Regions from separate parts of the Homo sapiens genome. Here region 1 is linked to region 2. Evidence: chromatin contacts called from ENCODE Hi-C or POLR2A ChIA-PET data. All regions are on one chromosome and are shown on one strand. The core of a region is the stretch at or near the end of the contact, and the rest is flanking DNA. Distances in the headings are between cores, read along the strand shown. Region 1 has its middle 32 kb from the start of BATF. Region 2 has its middle 42 kb from the start of LINC01220.

What was found. Hi-C counts contacts between places; a loop is a spot of excess contacts on that map. ChIA-PET counts read pairs that join two places held with the same protein, here RNA polymerase II (POLR2A). Pooled maps may share reads with other maps.
Region 1: a loop to region 2 is called in a map of naive thymus-derived CD4-positive, alpha-beta T cell, with 9 times the contacts of the local background. The contact joins two enhancer-like sites. A Hi-C loop is called at or near these places in 2 of 168 maps with a recorded cell type or tissue (K562 and naive thymus-derived CD4-positive, alpha-beta T cell), 8 of 37 single-sample maps with no recorded cell type and 6 of 50 pooled maps. POLR2A ChIA-PET finds 5 or more read pairs at or near these places in 5 of 52 experiments (CD4-positive, alpha-beta T cell, GM10248, activated B cell and 2 more).

The regions. Positions count from the first base shown.
Region 1 is chr14:75,487,510-75,494,012 of GRCh38, reverse strand. No RefSeq gene overlaps it. Among named protein-coding and RNA genes, the nearest start is that of BATF, 32 kb to the left of the region's middle. Within about 2 kb of position 5,057, at least 4 of the 41 ENCODE cell types and tissues checked have a DNase peak (open chromatin) inside an H3K27ac peak, as active enhancers do.
Region 2 is chr14:75,332,846-75,339,893 of GRCh38, reverse strand. No RefSeq gene overlaps it. Among named protein-coding and RNA genes, the nearest start is that of LINC01220, 42 kb to the right of the region's middle. RefSeq lists an enhancer at 5,371-5,870. Within about 2 kb of position 5,558, at least 25 of the 41 ENCODE cell types and tissues checked have a DNase peak (open chromatin) inside an H3K27ac peak, as active enhancers do.

The DNA of each region.
Region 1 (6,503 bases), core at 3,808-6,307, 150 kb before region 2:
TATCACACCACGTTAGGAAAGAAAAAAAAAGTTAATACCATAAGTGTAGTTGATTTATGATTCAACTATGAAGACTGGGATGGAAGGAAGCCCAGAAAAATGGAAACAGTTCATCTGATGGGGTGATAAGATTATCGGGGATGTTTTTCCCCTTGGTAAATATTTCTGTTGTTTTTGTACATTGATGCATTATACTACAGGGTAGAGAAGTTGGTTTCAAGCAGGGCTTTGCAGCCTCAGAGTGACATAGCGGAAAGTCTATGAGAAGCGGGGGGTCACGGACTGTCAACCTGGTGATAAATGTCCTAGGAGAAGACAAGCACCCTCCCCAGTCCCCCTCCCCACTCTCCATCCCCGCCTCCTCCCAGCCCACCTCCCAGCACACTCCCAGGCTCTTAGTGAATTGCTGGGTGTGCAGGGAGAGTTTGGGGGAAACCCCTTCTCCAGCTCAGGTTGACTTTGTAAAACTCACACAAATTTGCTCCTTTGGAACCTAGAGTGTTTTTTTTTTCCTTCTTCTTCTTCTCTTTTATGAATCAGCACAGAATTGGCCTGTGTGGGGGCCAGAGAAGTTTCTAGAATATAAATCTCGCTGAGGCCTGGTGCACCTCAGCCTACAGATACCTCCGTCCTCCCTCAGATTCCCTGCCTCATTAGGGGCACAGGCCAGGCTTACTTCAGCCCAGGCCCCAAGCTGCACCTTACCCTCCCTTTCTCCAGGGGCGCGAGCCCAGAGACAAGACTCCCACTCTCCCATTCCAAAGTCAATCTGTAGGGTCCCTGTAATCAACATGCATAAAGAGGGGAGAGGTCCCTGGGAGAAACGGTGGCTCCCCTCCCCTAAACTCAGCTACCCCCAGAACATGATGAGATGACACATGCCCTAGACTCCTCTCCACAAAGAGCCCCAAGTCAGGTGCCCCCACAGGTGCCATCCCTCTTTCCTCCCTCTCCCCGCAGGCTTAGCGACCCTCCCCACCGCCAAGCTGCTAATGAGAGCAGCAGACTGATTCACTTGTCCTCCTTCAAGTCCACCTGATGTAATATGTTGCCCCTCTGAGGGCATTTTCAGATCATCTGGGTCCCATGATCTTATTTCATAGATGAGTCAATGGAGGCTCAGAGCCATGAAGTGACTTGCCAAGATCGCCAGCCAGGAGGTGCCAGGCTGGGATTTCTTGCCCTACCACCATGCTGTACCATCCCCTTGTCTTGTTAAATGAGGTTTCTCATACACAGTATGTAAGGACTATGGTTTTGTTCATGAACACTACCTTCATCTTTCTTTCTTTCTTTTTTTTTGAGACAGAGTCTCACTCTGTCACCCAAGCTGAAGTGCAGTGGTGCAATCACAGCTCACTGCAGCCTCAAGTTCCCGGGCTCAAGTGATTCTCCTGCCTCCGTCTCCAGAGTAACTGGGACCACAAGTTTGCACCACCACGCCTTGCTAATTTTTATTTTTATTTTTTGATAGAGATGGGGAGGGGGCGAGTCTTGCTGTGTTGTCTGGGCTGGTCTCAAACTCCAGGCCTCAAGCAATCCTCCCACCTCAGTGACCCAAAATGCTGGGATTACAGGTGTCAGCCACTGTGCCTGGCCAACCGTCATCTTAATATCAGGCTGTGGAGAGGGAGCTGTAGTCAGGGAAAAGGAGCGATAGATGAGCTTGAGGGGTTGGGTCTGAAGAGGTGCTTGGAACCCCAAAAAGAGAGGCCAAGACTTGACCACAGGCCCCTCCCCAGTCCTGATCTGTTATATGCCAAGACTTGCAAATACCAGCTACCCAGAGGCATTGAGGGGGGAAAGGAGGACAAAAAGAGGTCAGCTATAAAAAACTAAAACTTGTCCCAAAATAAAGACTTAGAAACAAAGAATAAAAATTAAACACCACTTATCTTGTTATTCCTGGAGCCATCAGATTTTCAGTGATCTAATATCACTTTGACCGGTTTTTCTCTTCTATTCAAGCTTCTTTCTCATTGTGTTCACTTTGTAAGCTACTGCAAAAATTTTGGGGAGTGAACAAGACTTAAATCGTAAATAAGTAAGTGCAATCTATTGCTTTATCCTTATGGTGGTGGTTTATGTTGCCTAAGTTCAAAGCCGGGCTCTGTAGGGTACATGTGCTGGAATTCACTGATGGAGGGAACGTCTGTGTGGGGTCCTCCTTGGTGCCAGGTGCAGAGGTGCAGACAACCTGTGACCACACGCAACGTCTCAGTTCCACTCTTAAAGAACAGAGGCCCCAACCTCAACCTCAGAGGGTTTTCCAGCCCTGTTCCCGGACAAGCTGTCCCATGGTTCTGAAACTGACTGAAAGCGGAGGAGGGGAGCACACCACTCTGGGGGGAGCCCAAGAGACCAATCGCAACCACTTCCTCTGCCCCCTCAGTCATTATCCCAGACATCATCCATCGAACAACTATTTAACACTGGCTTGTGCCAGGCTCCATGTCACAGCTGGGAATTCATCAGTGACAAAACTGATGGAGCCCCTGCCCTAGATCCCACGGTCTAATGAGGGAGACAGATGCATAAGCAATTATAATTCCAGCCGGGCGTGATGGTGCACACCTGTAATCCCAGCACTTTGGGAGCCCGAGGTGGGAGGATTGCCTGAACTCAGGAGTTCGAGACCAGCCTGGGCAACGTGGTGAAACCACATCTCTACAAAAAAAAATACAAAAATTAGCTGGGCATGGTAGTGCATGCCTGTAGTCCCAGCTACTTGGGAGGCTGAGATATGAGGGTCGCTTGAGCCTAGGAGGTTGAGGCTGCAGTGAGCCATGACTGTGCCACTGCACTCCAGCCTCAATGACAGAGTGAGACCCTGTCTCAAATATATATATATATATATATGTGTGTGTGTGTGTGTGTGTGTGTGTGTGTCTGTGTGTGTATTTCCATGCAATAAATGCCACAAGAGAGGAAGGGAAGAAGTACAGAGGAGGGGTGTCCAATCCAGACCTGAGGGAGTCAGGATCTCTTCCCAGAGGAACTAAAATTTAAATTAAGACAGCAAGGCTCTATAAGACATAGGCCGGCATGGCAGACTAGCTCTCATGTTTCCTCTGCCTCCTGGACACAGAACAAGACTACATTTCCTAGCCTCCTTTGCAGTGAGGTGTGACTACGCCACTGAGTTTTAAGTTAATGTAATGTGGACAGTTGAGAAGCACCACTTCCAGGCCTGGCCCATATTCTTTGCTCATTCACTAGCTAAATGCAGAAGACTCCAATGTCCCAGAGGAAAGTAGAACCACAAGACCAAAGAGCCTGGATCCCTGAATCACCACATGGAAGACCTGTCCACCAATGGGGAGTTATTGCATGCATGAGAAATAAAGTTTGTTGTAAAGCCATGGAGATTTGGAGTTTATCTGTTACAGCAATTGGTATTACCCTAACTTATAACCAAGTAGGAGTGGGAGATAAAGTATGCCAGAAAAAAAAATTAGTAAAAGCGGTGACATGTGCCTGTATTCCCAGCTACTTGGGAGGCTGAGGTGGGAGGATCACTTGAGCCTAGGAGTGTGTGACCAGCCTGGACAACATAGTGAGACTCTGTCTGGAAAAAAAAGACTAACAACCAACCTAACTTTAGTGGGTAGCATTCAACCAAATGGACAGGAAAGAACAGAGGCTCTGAGGCAAATAATGGGATCAAACCCTGGCTCCATATTTCCTGGCTGTGTGATCTTGGGCAAGTTATTTAATATCTTTGCATTTTAGTTTCCTCATTTGTAAAATGAGGAAAAGAATATCTTCCTTGAAGGGTTGCAGAGAGTATTAAATAAATAGAACCTAGGATGGTTCCTAATACAAAAGGCTTATCAGATAATAAATCCCTTACTCCAAACTGTATGCATTCATAGAATGACATTTAACTAATAATATGCTTTGGTAACTGGTAACAGTAACAATAATAATAAACATTTACCGAGAACTATTTATGCTCCAGGCACTTTTCTAATTATTCACAATTATTAATTAATTCCATACTCATAGCCCTATGAATTACTTCCCCCCCACATTTTACAGATGAAGAAACTGAGGCACAGAGGTGTCGGTAACATGTCCAAGATTATCAGCTGGTACATGGTGGAACTGGAGTTTAAATCTAGGAAGGCATGGTTACAATTCCATGCTGCAGATGAAGGAACAGAGAGGTGGTGTAAATTGTTAAAGCCACACAGTCTTAAGGTGTTCTGGGGTTGAGGGCTCCAGCACCAGCCATGACTTCTTGGCATTCTGTAAGGGCACGGAGCAGACGGCCTCCTCTGACTCCGTGAGAAACACCATCCTTTGCATCTTGGCAGGTGTGCTGGTGGCTTTGGCAGTAATGACGCTGACCAAAACCAAAGACTGATCCTCAATCAACAGTGAGAAATCAGCAGGTGAACGCGCCCTGGGTCCCCTCCAGCAATGACACTGCAGCTCTCTCTGGCTGTGAAATGGAGGCTGAGTGGTTTGGGTTTTTAAAAGAATGACTTTTCCATCAGAGCTTTAAAGAGGCTTACACTGGAGCCACCTCATTTAGAAGTTTTCTTTTAAACTTTTTTTTAGTTAGTTTGTTTGTTTATTTATTTATTTTGAGACGGAGTCTCCCTCTGTCGCCCAGGCTGGAGTGCAGTGGCGGGATCTCGGCTCACTGCAAGCTCCGCCTCCCGGGTTCTCGCCATTCTCCTGCCTCAGCCTCCCGGGTAGCTGGGACTATAGGCGCCCGCCACCAAGCCCGGCTAATTTTTGGTATTTTTAGTAGAGACGGGGTTTCACCGTGTTAGTCAGGATGGTCTCCATCTCCTGACCTTGTGATACGCCCGCCTCGGCCTCCCAAAGTGCTGGGATTACAGGCGTGAGCCACCGCGCCCGGCCCTTTTCTTTTTTTTTTAAGTTTAAAAGGATTCTCTATCTCAGAAAAATGAAACAAAACGAAAACAGTTCTAAGAAATTGGGCCTCAGAGGGCAAACCTAAAGAAGAAACTGCTCCACAAGAAAGGGGCTGGACTTGGACTTGCCGAGCTTCCAAATGACCAGCAGAGGGCAGCAAAGACGCTGCCCAGAGAAGGCTGACGCCCCAGGATCTTCCTAGAATCATCCTCGAAGGAAGGGCTTTGTCCGTCACTCGGAGCATCCCCTAGACTTGGAGTCTCAGCTATTTAAAAAAGAATGGGCTTTGGGCTTGTTCTTCAGCTCATGTAGCTAATGCACAGGAACTTTGGAAAATTTGGGAGGTCTGGAAATATGTGAGTCAAATAATTATAATCCTGCCATCCAGAGAGAACTGCTGTTAATATTTTAATGAATATCCTTCTGGACAGATGTAGAAATGGATGGAAATTTAGATTATACATATACATATACATATACATATACATATACATATACATATACATATACATATACATATACATATACTTTTTTTGATTTCCTGAAACTGACATCAGTCAGTATATACGAATTGGTGGTCTGCCAGCAGGCTGGACGCAGTAGCTCACGCCTGTAATCCCAGCACTTTGGAAGGCCGAGGTGGGCAGATCATGAGGTCAGGAGTTTGAGAGCAGCCTGGCCAACATAGTGAAACCCTGTCTCTACTAAAGATACAAAAAATTAGCCGGGCATGGTGGTGCACGCCTGTAATCCCAGCTACTCAGGAGGCTGAGGCAGGAGAATCGCTTGAACCTGGGAGGTGGAGGTTGCAGTGAGCCAAGATCGCGCCATTGCACTCCAGCCTGGGTGACAGAGCAAGACTGTCTCAAAACAACAACAACAACAACAACAAAAACCCAACAGCAAAAAAAAGTATAGCCATATATATCTGCATGCATATATGGCTATATTTTTTGCCCTAGTGTCTCTCACTTGGGCAAGTCCCAAGTGAGACTTGGAGGACCAGCCTCTACTGCACCCAGCACAGGGGTGAGGAGCCGGCACAGCGAAGGGTGGGCGGGCAAGACCAGTGTCCTCTGGTGCCAGTGGTCATTCTGCTGATATATATCTGCATGCATATATGGCTATATTTTTTGCCCTAGTGTCTCTCACTTGGGCAAGTCCCAAGTGAGACTTGGAGGACCAGCCTCTACTGCACCCAGCACAGGGGTGAGGAGCCGGCACAGCGAAGGGTGGGCGGGCAAGACCAGTGTCCTCTGGTGCCAGTGGTCATTCTGCTGGTATATATCTGCATGCATATATGGCTATATTTTTTGCCCTAGTGTCTCTCACTTGGGCAAGTCCCAAGTGAGACTTGGAGGACCAGCCTCTACTGCACCCAGCACAGGGGTGAGGAGCCGGCACAGCGAAGGGTGGGCGGGCAAGACCAGTGTCCTCTGGTGCCAGTGGTCATTCTGCTGGCTCTCTTCATAGCCTGGGGCTAAGCTTTCTGCAGTCTTAGGGAGAGGAAGTCGTGGAGCTTTCTAGCTCAAAAATATTCTGCTGCATGAGCAGGTGCTCTGAGTTCGTTGAATTTCATCAAAATGAGTCATATCAAAGGTGTGAAAGAGTGG
Region 2 (7,048 bases), core at 4,309-6,808:
CATTCCAGGCAGCCACTACCAATCAACTAGAAATCACACATGCAAAGGATGTTATCTCTGCTGTAGTCCATGATGGCATGTGATACTTTCATATCCTAAACCAATCTGAAAATTCTCACAAATACTCTTGATAATAAGTATCACTGCAATTACAGAATTACAGATCTGAAAGAGACCTTAGAAATCATCAGCTTTAATCCAAAATGCAAGATGAGCCTGGAGCATCTCGTATGGCAGATAGGACACTGAAGTCCACAGAGGGTAACCAACTCGCCCTAATTCAGAGTGTTAGTTAATGTCATTAGCAGTCCCTTACATCTGTATAGTGCTTTAGAGATGACAGTGTACTTTTAACTGAAGGACCTCATATGATTCTTTATTCATTCATCCAATAAATATTTATTGAATTCCTACTGTGTTCTATGTACTATGCTGGAGGTTAGGAAACCAGCAGTTAGAAGGAAGAAAGAAAAGAAAAAAAAGCTTTGATTCCTGTCTTACAGTTAAGCAAGGAGCCTTAAAATAACTCCATGACCTGAACAGGATAGACACTACTATCCTCAGCTTTGCAGATGCTAGAGGGTGACAATTAAGAGAGGACATGACACGCTTAAAAACGGCAGCTCTGGAATTCACAACATCCCTCAAGTCGCCACTTTTAGATGAGATCATTACTGTTGCAACATGTGGGAAGCAAATTTCCAGACCCATCAGGCATTTCTTAATTAGCTCTCTGACCACTTCAGAATGCTTAAGGTATGAAAGAACCTCTCTATTTAGGGAATGATGGCAAATTCTCCCGGCCCTGTAGAAACAATTTCAAAGGGTCTTTCTCTCCAAACCTGCAACCCCTTGACCTTGTAGCCCATGCAGTGTGGTGGGAAGAGCACAGATATGGGAGCACAGAGTTCTGAATCCTATTCCCACCCATGGCTCTAACCAACTAGTTCATCTTGGACAAGGTACATCACCTCTCTAGGCTTCAGTTTCCCCATCCATAAGGAAAGTGAGTTGAACCATGAGATCTCTAAGCTTCCTTCCCACTGACATCTGACAATTCTGCCTGACCAAAAAAGACAGAGCTTCCCAGCCGTACTTCACCTTCTCCTTTCACCAGACATTCTCTGCAACAGCTGGCTTTGCAGCCCAGACCCACCAAGAAAACAGCAACTCTAGGAAAGGTGGTATGGTCCAGCAAAGCCCAAAGTAGTTCTAATCATGATCCAGCTGATCATGTGACCTGAGACAACCAGTTCAACCTTCATATGTCATGGTTTCTTCTTCCCCCATCCAACAATGATATGATAAAAGAAACCAGATGTAGAAATGCTTTGGAAATATTAAGATGTGCCCATCAAGAAGGAAAAAAAAGAAGCTGACCTAAGTAACTTTGGAAAATGATGGGGTTTTTTTCTTTTTTATTTCACTGTCACAAACTTCACACACAATGGAAAATGATGTGTTTGACTGGAATCTGTAAAGCTAAAAAAATACTGTGCAAAAAGAACTCTGCAAAAACACTATACTCTAGTTGATAAATTTACTTTTCATAGGGAACTACATTGGTGATTCTGAAACTACTTCACATGTATACTAGGGTTGAACAAATATGTAAATAAATTATAGATAATGGGAGTCAGGTTTCTCACCATCAGAGAAAAAAGCAGCAGTGAGAAAAGGGAGAAGGTTAGAATGAAACCTGCAGGGTTGGATTCAAGTCAGAGATAATACAAATTCTTTCTTTTTTTTTCTTTTTTTGGGGACAGAGTTTCACTCTTGTTGCCCAGGCTACTGTGCAATGGCACGATCTTGGCTCACTGCAACTTCTGCCTCCTGGGTTCAAGTGATTCTCCTCCCCAGCCTCCCAAGTAGCTGGGACTACAGGCATGCACCACCACACTCAGCTAATTTTTTTATGTTTTTAGTAGAGACGGGGTTTCACCATGTTGATCAGGTCGGTCTCAAACTCCTGACACAGGTGATCCACCCACCTTGGCCTCCCAAAGCGCTGGGATTGCAGGTGTGAGCCACTGCGCCTGGCACAAACTCTTTTTAAAAGTATATATACAAATAGACAGATACACAAACATAGATATGCACATATTCATGGGTTAGCATACATACATATATACATAAATATATGTAAATATTCCTAACTGTTCACTGAGAGGGCCTAGAAGCAATGACACCCCAGTAGCAACGAGCACACCCAACACTCAGAAACATGGTTTCTAAATACCATTCTCTGATTAAAGGAACCAGGCTCCTTGGAGAAATAACTGATTCTAGGGCTAAAGCAGTGAAAACACAAGGTGAGTTTTGGAGCAGCTTGTAATGCCAGAAAGTAAGGAATTGGAAAAAAAATGGGGGCCCCAAAACTATGTACATCCATTATGCATCATTTTTTTTTTTTAATGTGGGCATGTCAAAAGGAACCAGGAGTTCCCAACGAGCAAGGCTGGAACAATTTAAGCAACAAACTAATGAAAGGATTGGATGATATAGAACCATGATGATTCTTATAACCCAAAGAATAAAAGAAATATCCATGAGTCCATGCCAATATAAATAAATTAATATATGAACTACAGAGAATCTTTTCTTTGCAGTGAGATACTCACAGGTCACTGTAGCCTCAACCTCCCGGTCTCAAGCCGTCCTCCTACCTTAGCCTCCCAAATAGCTGGGACTACAGGTGCGTGCCACTATACCCAGCTAATGTTTTGTATTTATTGTAGAGACAGAGTTTTCCCATGTTGCTCAGGCTGGTCTTGAACTCCTGGGCTCAAGTGACCCACCTGCCTTGGCCTCCCATAGTGCTGGGATTACAGGTATGAGCCACCATGCCCAGCCTGAGACAAATTTTCATAAGATTAAATTCCAAAATATATATGTACATTCTCCCTTCTCCAGGAAGTAGAGTTTCATTTCCTTCCCTTTGAATATGGGCTAGACTTATTGACCCACTTCTAATAAGTAGAATACAGAAAGGGAAAAACAGTAACTTCACAGTGGAGAAACGGCAGAGCCACCTTAACCATGCAAATAAAGTTAACTTCACCATTGATAAGCCATGTTGATATCATGTACCTCCTTATGGCATGCAAAGAAGAAAGGACTTTTCTTCTAAAAAATCCATAACCCTGGTCTAATTATGAGAAAACATTAGATAAACCCAAACACTCAATAAAATACCTGAAAGTGTCAAAGTTATGAACAATAAGGAACAACTAAGAAACTTTTCACAGGTGAGAGAAGACACGACAAGTAAATGCAATATGGTATCCTGGATTACATCCTGTGACAGGAAAAGGACATTAGTGGAAAAACTGGAGAAATCCACAGTCTGTAGTTTAGTTATAGTATATTATACCAGTGTTCATTTCTTAGCAAGGAAATGTTACCTGTAAGAAAGGATCACTACACCTACTTTTTTTTTTTTTTTTTTTGAGACAGAGTCTCACTTTGTCACCCAGGCTGGAGTGCAATGGCACAATCTTGGCTCACTGCAACCTCCACCTCCTGAGTTCAAGTGATTCTCCTGCCTCAGCCTTCTGAGTAGCTGGAATTATAGGCACATGCCACCATGCCCAGCTAATTTTTGTATTTTTAGTAGAAACAGGATTTCGCCACATTGGCCAGGCTGGTCTCAAACTCCCAACCTCAGGTGGTCTACCTGCCTTGGCCTCCCAAAGTGCTGAGAGTACAGGCTGGAGCCACCGCACCTGGCCTGCACCTGCATTTTGAGGTAAGGCTGAAAATCTAGACCACTAACTACAGGGTGCCTGTCCCACTGGCCAGGGACCAGATATGCCACCGTTTGAAACAAATTCAAGGATAGGGGCCTGACTGAGCATTGATGGCCATGAGGGTGGGGAGCGAGAAATCACTTCTGTTGTGCCCCTCAGTTCTTACCTCTAGGCAGAGTCATTCCATGGGAGCTGTTTCTCTGAAAGGGGCCTGGTTTGTGATCAGAATCTATTGTCAAAAAGAAAGAAAGTCCCTTCTCCCACGCAAATGCCAGGCAGGGGGGTGGAGCCAAATGATCACAGGACCCTCATTTTCTGCAACAGTGATTGCTTTGTGTAAAGGGGGCAAGATGCCAGGGCAACTGCTGGGGAAACTGCCGGCTGCCCAGCATTGCAAGGCTCCAGGTGTTTGGGGAATTTCAGACTTAGGCCAGTGGAAGAAAGAGAACTTGACCACGTGGACTCCACCATCTTCTAGGGGTACTCGTCAGGGAAATAATGGGGAGATGCTGCTCCTTCCTGTTTCGCAGACGCAGCAGCAATACTTGTGGCATAAGAGCAAAGCCCCTCCAGAGGGGACAATTTTAAAGCTAAGTGTCCCTGGCATGAGTTACCAGGGTAGCCAAGCTTTACAAAGACAGGGTTAATTCTTTCAAGTGTTTAACTTTAGTGATTTGGTTTTGATCAAAATCTTTTTTTTTTTTTTTTTTTTTTTTTTTGGTTTGTGTGTGAATCAGAGTCTCACTCTGTCGCCCAAGCTGGAGTGCAGTGGCGTGATCTCGGCTCACTGCAACCTCTACCTCCCAGGTTCAAGCGATTCTCCTGCCTCAGCCTCCTGAGTAACTGAGACTACAGGCACCCGCCATCACACCCGGCTAATTTTCATGTTTTTTAGTAGAGACAGGGTTTCGCCATATTGGCCAGGCTGGTCTTGAACTCCTGATCTCAAGTGATCCACCCGCCTCGGCCTCCCAAACTGCTGGGATTACAGGCATGAGCCACCGTGTTGATCAAAATCTTTTTTAAAACTTGTTACTCCTTCATCCATTAAACAGAGCTTGCAAAATATAAATGAACGTTTCCTTGGTGGTTGAAGGTCATTATTGGGAGCATCAGTTATGCCGAGTGCTGCAAAGTGAAACCAGAGACTCAGAAGTGCATTCAGCGTTTGGGACACTTTGCTGAATGGGTCGTGATCTCAGCAACAGCTCTGAAATTTGCCTTCTTGAAAGAATCCCTGACATCAGCTCATTTTTCTACTTTAGAAAAGTGCAGAGCATGTTCACTGTTCTTCACAAAGGCAAAACAGAACCCTGGCCCCAGAAGCTATGTGACCTTCACCAAGTGATGTCATCTCTTAGTGGCTGTGATTCTTCATCTGTAAACTCGGGAATAGCGTTATTAGATAATGCATGTTTAGAACATGCCTTCGATGCATTAGAGCAGGGCTTGGAACAGCGTTCAGCATGTCAGAAGCGCTCAGGGGGTTAACCGCTGTTACTACCGTTTGCAGATGAAGACAAGTCCCAGGTCTGGTTAGTTCAATCTGCCTCTTTTCACTGTAGTCTCACCAACATTGGCTGGCTGTCTGGGAAGCAACACCACCAGTGACCTCTTCTGGGTCTCGTGGCCACCAGCCATTGTGCCCATTCTAATCAAGGAGGCTCACCTCCAATTTATGCCTTTTCTAGTAAGAAAGGACAGAAAGAATTTCCCTGAGTCAAGTCCTTGCCAGAGTAGGGGCCTCTTGCAATCCGTGCCACGAAGTCCCGGAAGGAAGCTCTGCAAATGTGCGCTCAGGGCTTGTCAAATGAGCAGAAGGGCGGTTAAGTAACAAAGTAACTGCGGAGTCAGGCGCGGAGGGGAACAGCGTCTCTAACCACGGCGACCCTGTTCTTCTCTGGGCGCTTCCACTGAGTTATTAGATCAGCACTTGGCTGAGATGGGAGTGGAAGAACCCGGGAGGGAACGGGCCCAGGTCTTCATGTAGAAAAAGGGGCCCTGGCCCCTCGGGGTATTCAGGGCGCCGACCACCACGGCCTCGTCGCCCTTTTCCCCTAAAGCCCTGGAGGAAGGCACTCTCTGGCCTGAAGTTCGCCTGTCCACTGGTGATACCACCCGCCGCAGCGTTTCCAGCTGGGAAGGAGTTGGACATGACCGTACCCGCAACAGCTGCGCTCAGCACTGCCCGGGGCTGCCCCCATCCCTACCCCTACCCCGGGGGCTCCGGAAACCCCCCACAACCCCCGCAGATTTACCAAAATCCAGGGACCCTCTTACCCCCCCTCCCCTCCTCCCCAGGTCACCCACAGACACACACACATTTCCTGCCCTGCCAAAAATAAAGCTGGAGGGCGCTGGGGGTGCGCTTGCCACCAGCCCCTCCGGGGAGACTGCTGCCTCGCTGCACCCCTCCAGTGAGAGGACCACCCCCTTCATTTCTGCTGCCTTCCTCCTCCTTTGCTTTGGTGGATGTCACCCTGGCTCTGCCAAGGCCCTGGTGGAGGTTGCTCTCAAGGCATGGGCTGGAACCCTGCCCCTCTTCTGCTAAAGACACATAGCCCTCCTTCCTTATAAAAGCAGTTATACGGCCGGGCGTGCTGGCTCACGCCTGTAATCCCAGCACTTTGGGAGGCCGAGGCGGGCAGATCACCTGAAGTTGGGAGTTAGAGACCAGCCTGACCAACATGGAGAAACCCTGTCTCTACTAAAAATACAAAAAAAAAAAAAAAAAAAGAAAAAAAAAGAAAAAAGAAAAAAAAAATTATCTGGGCCTGGTAGCACATGCCTGCAATCCCAGCTACTCGGGAGGCTGAGGCAGGAGAATGGCTTGAACTAGGGAGGCGGAGGTTGCGGTGAGCTGAGATCGCGCCATTGCACTCCAGCCTGGGCAACAAGAGAGAAACTCCGTCTCAAAAAAAAAAACCACACAGTTTATACCTTCATAGTACATGTCCCTAACCTCGACCCACCAATAGAGCAACTCCCTGAGAGGACGATCAAGAGGTCAAGCTTGTTTGGGGTGAGCCCCACTCCTGGAAATCTGGAGGGGGGCAGAAGTAGTGCCCCTGACATCTGGTGGGTCATAGGTGCTCAGTCGTTATTTATTTTTGCTCTCCTCCTCCTCATTTTCTTCCTCAATATCAGCTCCTCTCTCTGCATACACCTCCTCCTCCTTACACCTCTCTCTCCTTCCTGCTCCATCCCTTCTTCACTTTATCTCCTTTGGACGACTGCCTCCTGCCTGCTGGAGCACTGAGTGGGGCTGAGGAAGCTCCCTGTGCACCCTGCACCCCCTT